Linked DNA regions of Mus musculus: all the other regions are linked to region 3. A link is a loop called in an ENCODE intact Hi-C map of the cell type or tissue named here. Cell type or tissue: gastrocnemius. All regions are shown on one strand.

Evidence for each region. A loop is a pair of places that touch in the nucleus more often than their neighbours do. Peaks named below come from ENCODE experiments on the same cell type or tissue, not always from the same donor. Only the 100,000 strongest peaks of a DNase experiment are listed, where the experiment ranks them.
Region 1: it touches region 3 in a loop (9-fold over the local background); 18 of 42 quality-filtered maps call a loop at or near these places.
Region 2: a loop joins it to region 3, with 9 times the contacts of the local background. A loop is called at or near these places in 39 of 42 quality-filtered maps.

Annotation. Positions count from the first base shown.
Region 1 is chr2:170,598,435-170,603,434 of GRCm38, forward strand. It overlaps 4930470P17Rik (RIKEN cDNA 4930470P17 gene), which reads right to left and starts at 3,583. Exons shown (of 2, transcript NR_027825.1): 1 at 2,603-3,583. In gastrocnemius, a CTCF peak has its summit at 2,872 (motif pointing right); no DNase peak of the experiment used is centred here.
Region 2 is chr2:170,521,118-170,526,117 of GRCm38, forward strand. No RefSeq gene overlaps it. Among named protein-coding and RNA genes, the nearest start is that of Gm16796, 12 kb to the left of the region's middle. In gastrocnemius, no CTCF peak of the experiment used is centred here; a DNase peak (open chromatin) is centred at 2,535.
Region 3 is chr2:170,870,873-170,875,872 of GRCm38, forward strand. Dok5 (docking protein 5) reads left to right here. Exons shown (of 8, transcript NM_029761.4): 7 at 1-59. Among named protein-coding and RNA genes, the nearest start is that of Gm35033, 98 kb to the left of the region's middle. In gastrocnemius, a CTCF peak has its summit at 2,720 (motif pointing left); a DNase peak (open chromatin) is centred at 2,714.

The DNA of each region.
Region 1 (5,000 bases), 270 kb before region 3:
TGAACTCACTGGAAACAGAGAGGTTGAGATGTATCCATGTCATAGAGCCCGATCTTTCCAGCAAAACAGGTGTCATCTTCACCATGTGGGCGTATCTGCTCACAAGAGTTCATCACAGTTGGACACCCTGGACCACTGTTGATCCCTCATAGGAGGATGGGGTGGGAGGGTCTTTGGATTCTCAGTTATACTAAACTGGACACATCCAGGCACTCCTTGCAGCTATTTGTATGCAATTTTGTCCTAATTGCATGTGGACTGGAGTTTCAGTCTAGGGTAGAGTATATAGGCAGCGGGGAGGTTAATAGAGAGGTGCGCCACCTACAAAGCCATGGGGAGCTCCTTTTCTGAGTGTTTGCTTTGGGGGTCACCCATGTTCCTGCCTGTGACCTCTCACCTGTGCTCTGTAAGTAAGTGCAAATGCCTCATTGGTTCCGCAGAGTGAACGTTCTTGAAATAAAACTGACCTGTCGCTAGGATCTCAGAAGAAGGTGGTCTGCTTAGCTCCCTCTCCCCTCAGGGGAAGGAACCCACAGGAAGATGTTGGGTACACTGGGTAGGGCTGTGGATCGGCACCACTAGAGATAGCTCCTGACTTTACCACTTTGGAGTGGGGAAGATTATAGATGGGAGAGGCACCTTTGGAAGGTGGCTACACACACTTTCTCTTGTCTCAAAAAGACCGAATCCACAAAAGAGCCCCATACCTCCTGATTAAGATTTAGGTCCGATAATAAAAAGGGAAATGAAGATAATACATATTTTATGCCCCAGCCTCTCTGGCAATGATGAATATTTCTCCCTGCCCCGGGGACAGAGCAGAAGCTATTGTCTTACAGTCATTTGTGGATATGAAATACAGTTCCCAGTGGAGCACCATAGATCAGCCGTGCAGGTTTACGATCTGTCTCCACCGCGTTTCCTCAGAGATCTGTTATCTTGGATTCATCTCGGATTAATTACTCAGGTGTTTTGTGGTTATTTGATTCACAGAAATAATCTTGTGCTGAATTTTGGTACAAACAAGCCACTTTAACAAGACTTCTCTGGGCCAGTGAGATGGCTTAGGGGGTAAAAGTGCTTGCTGTATACACCGGGTGATTTGCATATGACTCCTGGAACCCACATAAAGTCGAATGGAGAGAACTGACTCTGCAAAGTTGTCTTCTGACATCCACATGAGCTCTGAGACTCATGCACATCTCACAATGATGATGATGATGGTGATGGTGATGGTGATGGTGATGGTGATGGTGATGGTGATGGTGATGGTGATAATACCAAAGACTTCCTCCTGTGTGACTTAGGTATGTCCCCACTCTAGTCCATGTTTTACCTTGTAGCTGAGGAGAAAAACCTAAGACTGAACTCTGTCTGTGCCACTCACACTCAATATACAGTGAATCGGTAATCCCACCACACACAATGGCGTCCCCTAAAGTGTGGGACACATGCAAGACCTGTGTGGACTGGCACAGCTTTGAGTAACGTTAGTTCAGGAGAGGAGGGTACAAGAATCCCTTTGTCATATTCTCCCCATGATGCTATCTGGATGATGGAAAACCTATTTGGTGCCATCATGTTATCAAGACCTTTTTCTGTCTTGCTTGTGAGTCTTAATTAAATGAAGGACACATCCATGATCAGAGCCATCAGCCTAGAAGAGTCTTTGTTTGGAATGTAATAATTCTAATTTAGCTCACTATTTATAGCTCTTTCTTGTCTCTGTGTTTGCTTATTATCTCTTTCCCTCTGTATTTACTTCAATATGTATTTATCTTTTTTTTATTTATATATATTTAAATCTTTGGTTTATGGTGTACTGGTGTAGCTTATCTTTTGCTACTTTGTGGGTACTTTTTCCTTCCACCTTTTTTCTTCTCTTTCAACTCCATAACACCGGATAAGAGAGAAAAAAGGATAGAGAGGAAAGGAACGAGATCCCTGAATAAAGGCGCCAATGTTATCGTTAGACTACTTCCTACTGATTAGGGGCAAGTTTGCTCTTCACTGTCAGGAAACTGGCTTCTTTTTCTCCTTGTTCTCTTCTTTGTGTATGACTACCTAACAAACTCTGACCATCAACAGCCAACAACTCACAACAACCCACCACACCTCTCCGGGCCCTAGCCTTTCTATGCCCTCTGAAAAGTTCCCAGAATGCCAAACATTACACAATTGCAGAAACTATCTTCAGCTGGCAAAATCATGCCCCTGCTAGAGCACAAGGCAAATCATAGTCAGCTGCTGTGGTCGGCCTGAAGCAGTCCCATAGCCCACACCAGGGATCAAAACGAAAACACGTTCCCATAATACTAATGTATTTTTTTTTCAAAGAAACCAAAACTCCAAAATTGTCACTACATACTGGTTTTAAATTTAATATACTAATATAAATCACATAGCCCACTTGTGTGAAAAATATGCTACTTTACAAAGAGACGTCATTAAAGCAATGTTATAAATGGCTTAAAGATACATTATAAAGGAGATAATCTATGAAATGCATCAATGCATGAACACGACAGAAGTTGTGAAACTAGTCTTCACATGGCTGACCTTTGCAAGGAGCTGAGCTCTGGGTACCGTGCAAGTTACTCACTCAATCTCTGCTCTTCAGCAGTGGCCAAGCCAGTCGTTCTTTTCGGCCTCGTGCTAAGCACGCTGCGGTGGGCCATCGCTATGGCCTCAGGCATGTAGGACCATCGACAGATGAAAGGAGATTCCATCCATCTTCTAAGTCTCCTCCACCAGAAGAGATGGAGCGACTACTCCTTGTCCAAACTAATTTTGGTCTAACAGCATTATTTCTTCTTGGTTGCCTGGTTTGGGCCACAGCCCACAATTCAGTTCTATGTAAATGTTGTCTCTATATACAGTGTTGTCTCAGGTATTTGAGTCTCCAGTGGGTGGCGCTGTTTGGGGGAAGTTATGGAACCTTTAGGAGGTGGAGCCTTGTTGGAGGAAGTACGTCACTGGGGAAGGCTTTGAGAGGGTTAGAGCTTTTCCCTACTTCTTGTTCTCTCCCTCTACTTCCGGTGTGCTTTTCTGGATGGAAATGTCACTAGCCAGCTTCCTGTTCTGGCTCCTGTTACCACACCCACCTCACCATTAAGAGTGCTACCGCTCTGGAACCATAAGGTGAAATGAACTCTTTCTTCTTTAAGTTGCTTTTGGTCACGGCGTTTTAACCACAGCGACAGAAGAGTAACTCGTACAGACATGGACACTAGAATTCATCCCCTTGAGTAATTTTTGTCCATTTAGAGGAGTTAATGAATTTTTCCCAACTAGAGCTACCGAGGGAGAAAATTCCAGAGACGGCAGCAGCCTTGTCTGAGACCCATCAGTCTGCAGGCAGAGGGACAAACCTTACATCCTGAGGAAGGCAGGGCAGGGAGCTGGAAGGACACAGCCCCTAGGACAGTCTTAGACTTTGAATTTCCGGTCACGTAAGCATCTTGCCTCCAGGCGTCTCGTTCAGTGAAATAATATATTCCGTGCCGCAGAACCCACTCACCCAGGTGCCCTTCTGACCCGCAGCTGAATGTATCCCAAACAGGCCTCTGACCGCCTGCCTCTCCTTCCTCACGGCTTCTTCCCCAGACAGCTTACCTACTGTTTGACGTGATAATCACCAGGACCAAGGTTACTTATGGGCGAAAAGGTCACGCTGGCTCAGCACTCCAGAGCATAAGAGTTCATCCCAGATAGGGAGGATGCAGCAAGATGCAGTCATGGCAGGAGGAGCAGGAAGCCGAGAGACCATATCCTCAATTTTACTTAAGTACAGAGCAGACATCAAAAGGCTTTTTACTCTTATAGCTCTAAGGACATAGTTTCTCCAGCAAGGAAACTCCAAACTCCCCAGACAATGCCACCACCTGGGGATGGAGTGCTCAATGCAGAAGACAGTGGGGGCACATCTCTCATTTGGGGACAGAGTGTCCAATGGGGGAAATCTCTTGTTTAAGCTGCCATGGCTACTTTTCGTCTAGCCCTTTAGAATGTTCTAGCTTCTGAGCCTTCTCGAGTGACATTCCATGCCTGCTATGCTGTCCTCCCCATCCCATCCCGTATGACTTCACCTTTAAATGGTTCGGGTTGGGGAGCCTCCACTCAGAGCACTCTCTTGTCACCTCTGACCTTTGTCCTCCAACCATGGCCACGGATTCTGTTGGTTTGTCTATTTCCCTCATTAGGCTCTGGCCCGAGAGTATAGGAATTGTTCGTTTTACTTCGTATTACAGTGTTCTGCTTATGTCCGTGCACAGTGCAGATTACTATCCAGAAATATCTCTCCCATGGAACAAAGCCATGCGAGTACTAGGAGCTCTACACTGGAGACTGTGTCTCACTCCCACCTCTACAGTGCAAAGCACCTCACCTGTCAGTTTTCTGAGCTGAAAAAACTGAGAGGGCCATGGCACTTACTCATGTGCATTTAAACCTCCAGAGTCCTGTTGTAAAGTCTTCCTGAAGGAGACATCAAACACACCCGTGTATTCGGTACGAGTTTCATTTCTGTTGCTGTGATGAAACACCCTGACCTAAAGCAACACAGGGGAGGAACAGGCTGGCTTAGTTTGCAGATCCAGATTGCGGCCCAGCATTAGGGGCGAGCCAGGGCAGGAAGTCAAGCAGCCAGGCACAGTGCATCCGTGGTTAAGAGCAGAGAGAATAGATGCTCTCATGTGTCCCTCTTGCTCTCATCCAGCTCTCTGCTTTCTTAAGGCTGTTTCAGGAGCCCCTTGTAGGGAATGGTGCCACCCACAGTGGGCTGGGTCTTCCTGTGTCAATTAATACCCAAGACAATCCTCACAAATGCCCACAGGCTGATCTGACCTAGAGAATGTCTAGGTTGAAAGTTTCTTCCTGGCTGATTCTAGGCTGTGGCAAGTTGACAGGAATAACCAATGCCAACCCCAAACAGAGGAGCTCACAGGCAGCTGCCCCACCAAAGAGTCCTGGCCCCAGTCAACTGTCTATCTCCTTCTCTT
Region 2 (5,000 bases), 350 kb before region 3:
CTCACAAGGATTTTCCTTTCTCAAGCTTTTAGTTAATGTGCTATTAGAGAAATGAGGGTGGGGGGAGGTGTGTGTCAGGAAATAGGTGATATAGTGAGACCTAAATTAGCCTGGGCTATAGGGTGAGACTGTCTCAAAAGCCAAGGGTTTGGAAAGGTAGCTCAGGGGTTAAAAACTGAGAGCAAGTACTGCTCTTGCAGAGGACCTAGCACCCATGCTGGGTGGCTCACATCCACCCATAACTTAAGCTTCAGGGAATCCGTCATCATCTTCTGGCCTCAGAAGGCACATACACCCCACACTCATGCAAATAACCCCATACAGAAACATACACATCATTAAAGATAAAATGTAAAAAAAAAATTCAAAACTTCTTCAAATCAAGAGACCTGAGGGCCCTGCACTAGAACTGGGTCAGTGTTAACTAATGACTTGCTATAGAATGTGTCTGGTCCCCGTTGGTTGTCCTCTGCCTTCCTTGGATGACACAGCAGGAAGGTCTTTCTGGATGCTGGCTGTGTGCCCTCGAGCTCCCCAACCTCCGGAGTTGTAGGAAGGAAAAACTGTTTCTGAAAAACCACCTGCCCCAGGCAGTCTGTTTTAACCACACAAGCGAACTAAAACACAGGCCTGAGGTGATTCTGAACCAGCAAGAAAACGGGCCTGGTTCAAACAACGCTGTGCTTTCGGAGCCTGCAGAGCGGACTGGAGCCCTACCTGCCAATCTGGCACAGACCATCCTTGAACCAGGTAACCAGACAGGAGCATCATGCTATTCGACCCCAAGGCTTAGGGTTCAGGGTGGCTGGAGGCATTTGGGCTGCTGGTAGTGACTGTAAAAGATTAAGCTGTGGGTGATGTGAACGTATTCCTACCAGGAGGCTAGCAGTGGTGGGAAGGAGACAGGCTGCAGATTTAAAGCCGGTGCTGCTGGCTGGAAGGAAAGGCCTTAAAGAAAAGGCTTCGGGGGAGCAGTGTCTGTTACCTGCGTTTCGAGGGTCAGATCCTCGGCCCCCACCCCTCTGACAAGCTGTGCTGAAGCAGGCCTGCAATGGTGGAAAGCAGAGAACAGAGGTTTTGCTCAGAGGCTGCGATAGAAAGAGGAACAAATAAACAGGTCCAGTGGCCTCCCACAACCTAAGGTTGCCTTTGAGGGTGCTGGCCTGCGGACAAGCTAAGAGGTTCTCGTCAGTATGTTCCTGCCTATGGTGGCTTGAATAGGTTTGGCCCCCATAGACTCATGAGTTTGGATGTTTGGCCATAGGAAGTGGCACTATTAGGAGATGTGGCCTGGTTGGAGAAACTGTGGAGGTGGGTTTTGAGGTCTCCTGTGCTCAAGTGACTCCCACTGTGTCACACGGTCCCTTGTGCTGCCTGTGGATCAAGGTATAGAACTCTCAGCTCCTCCTGTACCATGTCTGCCTGCATGTCGCTGTGTTTCCCGCCATGATGATAATGATCTAAACCTCTGAACGGTAAGCCAGCTCCAATTAAAGGTCCTTTATAAGAGTTGCCTTGGTCATGGTGTCTCTTCACAGCAATGATACCCTAACTAAGACACTGCCGCTCATTGGCCCATCTTTGCCTCTGCTCTGCTCTCTCCTGCACGGTGGTCAGGCAGGCTGTTGAAGCTTTGTCCAGGAAACAAGCACCCAACTGGCAGGCACAGGCTGCAGCGCCTGCTTTCTCTTCCCAGCATGCTACTCCTGGGGAAATGACTACAAACGACCGGATCCTAGCAGCCCTAAGAGACTGAGCTCATGGAAGCCCAAAGGCAGTCTTCAAATGAAAGCAGGGAAAGGAACTGCACTCGGTGCAGCCGGATGGGAAAAAGGAGCAGTGAGGCCTGTCTTCAGAGTCTTGACACGGGGATTGGGGTTAAACAGAAGCTAAGAGGTATACACAACCGAGTCCTGTCCATCATGGGTCCACCTGTCCTTGTCTTCAGTCCAGTCTTCCCTGCAAAGTGGTGTAACAATTGTTACAACATGTGAAATCTCTCCCCAAGGAGGCAGCACAGAGACGAGCCTTCTTTCTGGCTGGCACCAGGTCCTTATCTCGAGACTCCAGGGAAATTATAATTTCTTTTTTAAAAAAATTATAATCAGCCTCTGTGTGTGTGTGTGTGTGTGTGTGTGTGTGTGTGTGAGAGAGAGAGAGAGAGAGAGAGAGAGAGAGAGAGAGAGAGAGAGAGAGAAAGAGAGAGAGAGAATCTGTGAGCCACAGCGTACATGTGGAGGTCACAGGACAACCTGTGGGAGTTTTCTGATTCCTGGGGATTGAATTCAAGTCTTCAGGCCTCAAGCTTGGCCAAGAATTCTAATTTCTTGGGGTCTATTATTTCAAAAATAGAGAAAGGGGATAGAAGGGATATATGGTCCTAATAGGAAGGTTACACATGGAGTAGGTGGGAGGACCCAGGGGAGCCAGAAGGGACAAGTCCAGGGAATGGGAGCACAGCCAGGAAATGGAGCACAGCCAGGGAATGGGAGCACAATTCCAGGGGAATGGGAGCACAGCCAGAGAATGGGAACACAGCCAGGGAATGGGAGCACAATTCTAGAGGAATGGGATCACAATTCCAGGGGGATGGGAGCACAGCCAGGGAATGGGAGCACAAGTCCTGGGGAATGGGAGCACAAGTTTAGGGGAATGGGAGCACAAGTCCAGGGGAATGGGAGCACAGCCAGGGAATGGGAACACAGTTCCAGGGGAATGGGAGCACAATTCTAGGGGAATGGGAACACAGTTCCAGGGGAATGGGAGCACAATTCTAGGGGAATGGGAGCACAGCCAGGGAATGGAAGCACAAGTCCAGGGGAATGGGAGCACAGCCAGGGAATGGGAGCACAATTCTAGGGGAACAGGAGCACAGCCAGGGATAAGAAAGGATGCCATGGGGCAGGAGGATGACTCAGCAGGGAAAGCACTTGCTACACAGCTCTGACATGGATCTGTCTGTGGATCTTGTGGTAGAAAGATCTCCCTAAAGTTGCCCTCTGCCATCAACACACCTGCTGTATCACAACCACCCACCGCAGCAATAGTCAAAAAAAATAACTTCAAAAGGAAACGACGGCACAGTGGTTATGTGAATGCTCTTCCTGGGCAAGACAGAAACTTGGTATATTTTTAATTTTTGCGAAAGCTTGTACTGGCTAGTTTATATCAGCCTGACAGGAGCTAAACTATGTTAGAGGAGGAACCTCAATTAAGAAAATGCCTCCATAAGATCAGGCTTCACACAGGTCTGTACAGCATTTTCTTGATTAGTGAATGATGGAGAAGGGCCAGCCCATTGTGGGTGGGGCCATCCCAAGGCTGGTGGTCCTGGGTTCTATAAGAAAGCAAGCTGAGCAAGTCATGGGTAGCAAGCCAGTAAGCAGCATTCCTCCATGGCCTCTGCATCAGCTCCTGCCTCCAGGTTCCTGCCCTGTTTGAGTTCCTGTCCTGACTTCCCTCAGTGATGGACTGTTCCCTGGAAGTACGAGCTGAAATTAACCCTTTCCTCTCCAGCTTGCCTTTTGGTCATGGCATTATATCAAAGCAATAGAAATCCTGACTAAGACAGCTTTTTCTAGAGGATTAAATACTGGGAAAGGTAGGGAAGAGGACAATGGGAACCTCCAGTCGCTCCACTTCTCGAGTTAGAACTGTTGTGATTCAATCTGTTAGCCCTCTTTTTCAAATGAGGAGACTCTGACTTTTTTAGATGACTGGAGAAGCCACTTTTGAAGGCTACACTGTGGGGCAGGCGCAGACCTGGACCTGGTAAGGCTCTGTGGGACCTCACTGTGTCTTTTCTTGCTTCTCCTCCCACCCAGGATGCAGCTCCTGTCATAGCCTAGCTGAAGGAGTGTGTGAGACAACTCCAGCATGCTGTGCATTACCCACAAGTCCCGGGATGGAGTAAGGGCTCCCTCCATAAATACTGCCTGCTGTGTTTGGCCCTGTGAAAACCCAGAGGCCTGTGGGGCCACTGAAAGCCATGCAGCGAGGTGACGTCATCCTTGTGTAGCTTGCACCACAGTTAACATTGTGTGGACCAACTCCTAAGTGACTTTCGCAGTGTCAACACAAAAACCACAATTCTCACCCCCAACGTGATGAAAGAGTTGATTCTGGAGCCAATAATGAGTGGTGGCAGCCAAGGAGCACACATTTGGCTACTCCAAATTCCGTTGTCCAACATGGCAGTAGTTCAGGGAAGTGTTTATAGAAACAGAACAAAAAACAGGCATGAATCAAGACCTTGGTGGGAACATCAGAGAGATGGAACAGCCAAGCAGACAACCTCACCTGTGAGCCTTGGATGCTGCCTGTGAGCATGCATTCTTAGCCCTCAGATTGGTGGGAAATGGGGGTTTTTGCATATTCCCAAGGTTTTTACTGTTAAACACAAAATGTTAAGGCAGACGCGGACATGGGCAAGGAATGGATAGCAGGGGGCTAAGGATAGCCTCGGGGAAATTATGATCAGACTCTGAGCCTGCAACATTCCAATGTCCCCCACATCACTGACAATCAGCTTTTGCCAGCATCGCATTTTTCCAGGAATTCTCGGTTACAGTAGGAACCCTGAACACATTGCCTCCGCTAGGATATTCATGAGTCCTAAGCAAATTTACCTGCCTTAACCCTTCAGCATAAAAGAAAACACTACACCGGGCGTGGTGGCACATGCCTTTAATCCCAGCACTCGGGAGGCAGAGGCAGGTGAATTTCTGAGCTTGAGGCCAGCCTGGTCTACAAAGTGAGTTCCAAGACAGCCAGGGCTACACAGAGAAACCCTGTCTCAAAAAACAAAACAAAACAAAACAAAACAGAAAAAGAAAAAAAAAAAAAAGAAAACACCACAGAGACTGTTGCACTAACTTTTCCCCCATCTCTTGGTCTCTAATCTTCACTTCATTGAGAGAAAGACAGCAAAGAAGGTCTCTTGGTATCCCTGGTGGTCCTGGTCCCTCCTGCTGACTCATGCCAATGTGGCTGAGGCCTGG
Region 3 (5,000 bases):
CGCCTACTGGCAGCATATCACGAGGCAGCACAGCACAGGACAGCTGTACCACCTTCAAGGTAAGCAGGGCACACTGCCTGCCTGGGGCGTCCTGCAAGGTAAGCAGGGTTCACTGCCTGCCTGGGGCCTCGTGCTTGGAGGTCCGGTAAGCTGCTGTGTCCCACCATGCCACCTCCCGAGCTGAGGACCTCCATTGAGGCCTCATGACCCTGGATACTTCATCTTTCTGGATTCCTGATCCTCAAACGTTTGCATCTATCACACTGTCCTGGGGGATCTGTTTGAAATGTAGATTCTTTGGCCCTTAGCCAGAGGCACAACAGGCCAGAGGCCTGAGGTCCCAGGAAGAGGCTCAGCAACCAGTCTTTTGAAGGGACACCTGTATAAAGTGTGGCCAAGGGCTAGAGTCCAGGTTCTAGAATCAGCCCTCCAGGCTCAAGACTAATGGGGTCAGCACCGCTGGGGAACTGTCAGGTATGCAGAGTCTTAGGACCTTCTCCATCCATTGTAAAATAAGAGGGGTGGGGCTCCTCCAGCCTGCCGTGCTTGAACAAGACCCGCGGTGCTTCTCCTGAACACGCTTGGTAGGAACCACTGCTCTAGGACAACAAGGGAGGAAGAGATCCCTTCCTCTTGAGAAACAAACCTTCTGAAGTAGGGTACAGGTCTGCTCACTGGGAGACCAAAAGATTCCCCAATTCAACACGACTTAGACTTTCTTATCCCTTTAAACGCCCCCTCTGATACTTTAGTGCAAGGGAATTGGCTCACTCACATCTGACTGATATGCAAGCCAACCAACAAACCTGCGTGGGAGCATCCTTGCTGCAGGATCTGATGGTGTGTGCAGCTCTACACTGGAAAGAGCATGCTAGCACTGAGCTCACAGTACCCTGTGAGACTGAGCTCACAGTACCCTGACCAAGGACAACACAGGGAGGGTTTATTGTGGCTCACAGCTCCAGGCTGTAGTCTATGCATGGGAAGTCAAGACAGACACCCAAGCAGCTGGTCACATGACATCCACAGCCAAGAGCAGAGAGCCGGTGCAATGTGGCCAGGGATGTGGCTCAGGTGGTAGACTGAGCCATGATCTCAAGCTGCTGCTTCCTGGTGCAGCAAGCTTTCTGCACTGTTATACAGCCCAGGACTTAGCATAGGGAACAGTGCCACCCACAGTGAGCTCTGGGTCAAGTAAGAGTTAGGACAGTTGCCTACAGACATGCTCTCAGGCTAACCTGAGCTAGATAATTCTTCGACTGAGAGTCTTTTCATGGGTGATTCTAAAGTTTGACAAGTTAATATTTCAAACTAACCATCACATGTAGGAATAAATGAATGGATGGATGGATGGATGGATGGATGGATGGATGGATGGATAAATGGATGGATGGATGAATAGATGGATGGATGGATGGATGGATGGATGGATGGATGATGGATGAATAGATGGATGGATGGATGGATGGATGGATGATGGATGGATGGATGGATGGGCAGATGGATGGACAGAGAGATGGGTGATCACAGAAAAAAAATCTTTTGTAATCCATATCTGCTATGTGCTCAAGCCACACAGCTGCCCTTCAGCATTTCCTGCTGACAACCCTCCCTGGGCAAGCTGCTGCTGCTGTTTTCTTTTTCTTTCTTTCTTTCTTTCTTTCTTTCTTTCTTTCTTTCTTTCTTTCTTTCTTTCTTCCTTTCTTCCTTTCTTCTTCTTCTTCTTCTTCTTCTTCTTCTTCTTCTTCTTCTTCTTCTTCTTCTTCTTCCTCCTCTTCCTCCCCTCCTCCTCCTCCTCCTCTTCCTCTTTTCTCTTCTTCCTTCTCCTCTTCCTCCTCTTCCTCTTTTTCCTTTCTCTTACTCTCCTCTTTCCCCCTCCTCCTTTTCCTCCTCCTGCTCCACATCCTCCTCCTACTCCTCCTCCTCCTCCTCCTCCTCCTCCTCCTCCTTTTTCTGGAATATACTGCCATCCCCACAACTCTACAACTCCAATTCGTCCTTCCTCACTTGCCATGTCTCTCCTTGGACTGTTTGTTGTTGGTGCACAAAGCTGGCTAGTGGCACTCCTGAGATGAAGGAGCCAGGCTCCTCAATGGGAACCAGACCACACTTGGAATGTCATTGTTTATTAGTAATCGCTACACTTCTGGGAAGCAATGGTGACCAGGAGGGCAGGCATGCCACAGCTGCTTTTCGATCCTGGTGTCTTCTGGATCCTGCATGGGGTCGTCATCTTGTATTGAAAGGTGGGATGTGAGGAAGCAGGGGGCTTCTTTCTTCCTGAGACAGGATCTTATGTAGCCCAGGCTGGATCCAGACTCACTGTGTAGCCAAGGAGGACCTTGAGTTCTGATGCCCTTGTCTCCATGTCCTGATGCTGGGATTGTGACATCGTGCTTGGAGAACAGAACCCAGAGCTCTGTGCACGTGAAGCAAGCAGTCTACCAACTGAGCCTCTTCCAAGCCCCACTGGGTCTTCCTCGTCCCCTGTTTCTCAAGCTGCCAGCAACTGTTCATAGATGTTGGAAAGATGGATCCTGAGTGGCTGGATAAGTAGCCAAGGAAGGGCTGACTCTGCTCAAATTACCTACGCCGATGAAGTTCAAGCTGAAGTTTCAAGGCGTCTCTAAGTGATTAATCTAAAAACCAGAATTTATCAGACAGGTTTGAGAAAAATAGGTCTCACTGTCCCAAATTTAGGCTTAGAGCGCCACCTGCTGGTAGGCCTGGGAATAGAGTTTTATTATTGGTGGCGCAGTGAAGGAAGCATCTGGCTACACTTGTGCTACATTCATGAAAGTGGACTCACTTCATCTTCTCTGCCACTCCCATGATTTCCAGTTTCCCTGTAGAAGAACTCTTCTGTGGTTAGGAGAATACAAAGCGAACACGTGAGCCCTTAGCGTAAAATCTGAGAGAAATCCATGCAAGAGAACCAGTGAACATAGTTTTGTTGGCCCACATATCTGAAGGAGCCTCTCAGAAATGCAGGAGATTTAAATAAATAAATAAATAAATAAATAAATAAGATTTCACAATGGAGAAGATGGCAAAATATTCACAATGTAAAAACTGGTGTCCTGCAAAGATAGCTCTATGGTCAGGCCAGCGAGGTGCCTCGGTGGTTAAGTACATCAGACACTGAGCGGACAACCTGAGTTCCATCCTGAGGACCTAGGTGATGAGAGAGAGAGAGAGAGAGAGAGAGAGAGAGAACGCAATCCCCCAAGTTCTCAGACTTCAGCATGTGTGCAGCAACACGTGTACATGTGAGAAGAGCACACATGAACTAAAGAAATAAAATGTAAAAAAAGAAGTTACTCTCTGTGGGGCACCTAACATACTAGCGTCTTAAATTTCCTTGGTACTAAAACTTTAGGGCCCAGAAGAGCTATCGATGCCTCTGAGATTTGCTATCTACGGAGGACGTAGCGTTCTCCTCTTTTTCCTCCCATCGACACAGTGCCTGTTTACTGAGCCAGCGCCCTGAGGATGGCAGCTATGTGTCTTCCTCCTAGCAGCTTGCAAGCTAATGGAGAGTCGTGAGTGACAATTAGACATTTATCTCAAATCTGATACGTGTAACAGCCACAGGGAATATGTTTATAGTTTTTATAGAAAGCGTTCACACAAAGGGAGGCATAGTTACTGGCTTGAGGGTCTTGTCTCCATCAGGTAGCTGTCGGAAGAAGCCATAGCATTTATGACAAAACTTTAACTCTAGAAGAGGCAGTCATATGGAGGATTAAGGAGAAAAAGTAAACTTTCTCCCCCCCCCTCCTCCTCTTTAAAGATTTATTTATTTATTTCATGTATGTGAGTACACTGTAGCTGTCTTCAGACACACCAGAAGAGGGCACCGGATCCCATTACAGATGTTTGTGAGCCACATGTGGTTGCTGGGAATTGAAGTTAGGACCGCTGGAAGAGCAGTCAGTGCTCTCAAGTGCTGAGCCATCTCTCCAGCCCAAGACAACGTTCTTCCTAGTCAGATTGGTGAATGCAAATGTCCTGAGGCAGAGATGAGTGGGGTATGGAGAAGGGGGTTGGATGACGGGAACCGGTGGTCAAGACTCCTTTGTACACGGTGTGCTGAGGGTGCTGAGCATAGTAGTGTCAGGCCTGAATCCTGTTTTAAGTCTAACATTGCAGAGGATCTGGGGAGGGGGTAGCAGAGGAGGAGCCTGACGGCTTCTCATGTGAGCCGTGGAGTGCCTGGCCTCAGCTCAGGGCACCGTTCTCAGCCCTCTTATCAGTCACGTTCAGAATCTTCAGTCTTGCATCAGAGATTTCCCATTGAGTCAGGATTTCCAGAGCACCCTCACCAGTCTGCCTTGCAGATAAAAATCATTCATTTCAAAATGAAACCAAGGAAAAGCAAGCCCCCGTGTCATTCCTCAGGCAGGAAACCAAAGCATGGTGCCATGTGTGCCTGCTGGAATCTACCATATGGCTGGCCTTATTTCCATCCTCCTGGTGATGACCTCCACAGCTGGAGCTGGCAAGAGCAGCTAGTCCTCCTCCTCCTCCTCCTCCTCCTCCTCCTCCCCCCCCCCCAGTTCATCATCTTCTCTATTGTAAAGAATTAAGGATTGGAAACATCAATCAATTCGTTCTAAGTATCATGGGACTCACAGGTGGAGCAATTGTCAAGGGACCCAGGCTCTGAGGCCCTGGCAGTGTCATCAGATGGTCCTTAGCTCTGAGAGGAGGCCCTTGCCCCAGTGTGAGTCACAGGCCCACGTGCTAAGATCAGAATGCTTTCATGGGGTTGAGCCCAGAGCGTGCAAGTTCATGCCCATTCTCAGGAGGATAGATTCTTGGAGCCAGTGGCTCCGCTGGGGAGTTCACTCGTTTTCTGAGCACATGTGCTACCCTTCCTACACACGTGCTGCTGTTAAGAAAGGTCACGGGGAAAGATGGTAAGCCAGGTGTCAAGGTTTGAATATGCTTGGCCCAGAGAGTGGCACTATTTGGAGGTGTGGCCTTGTTGGAGTAGG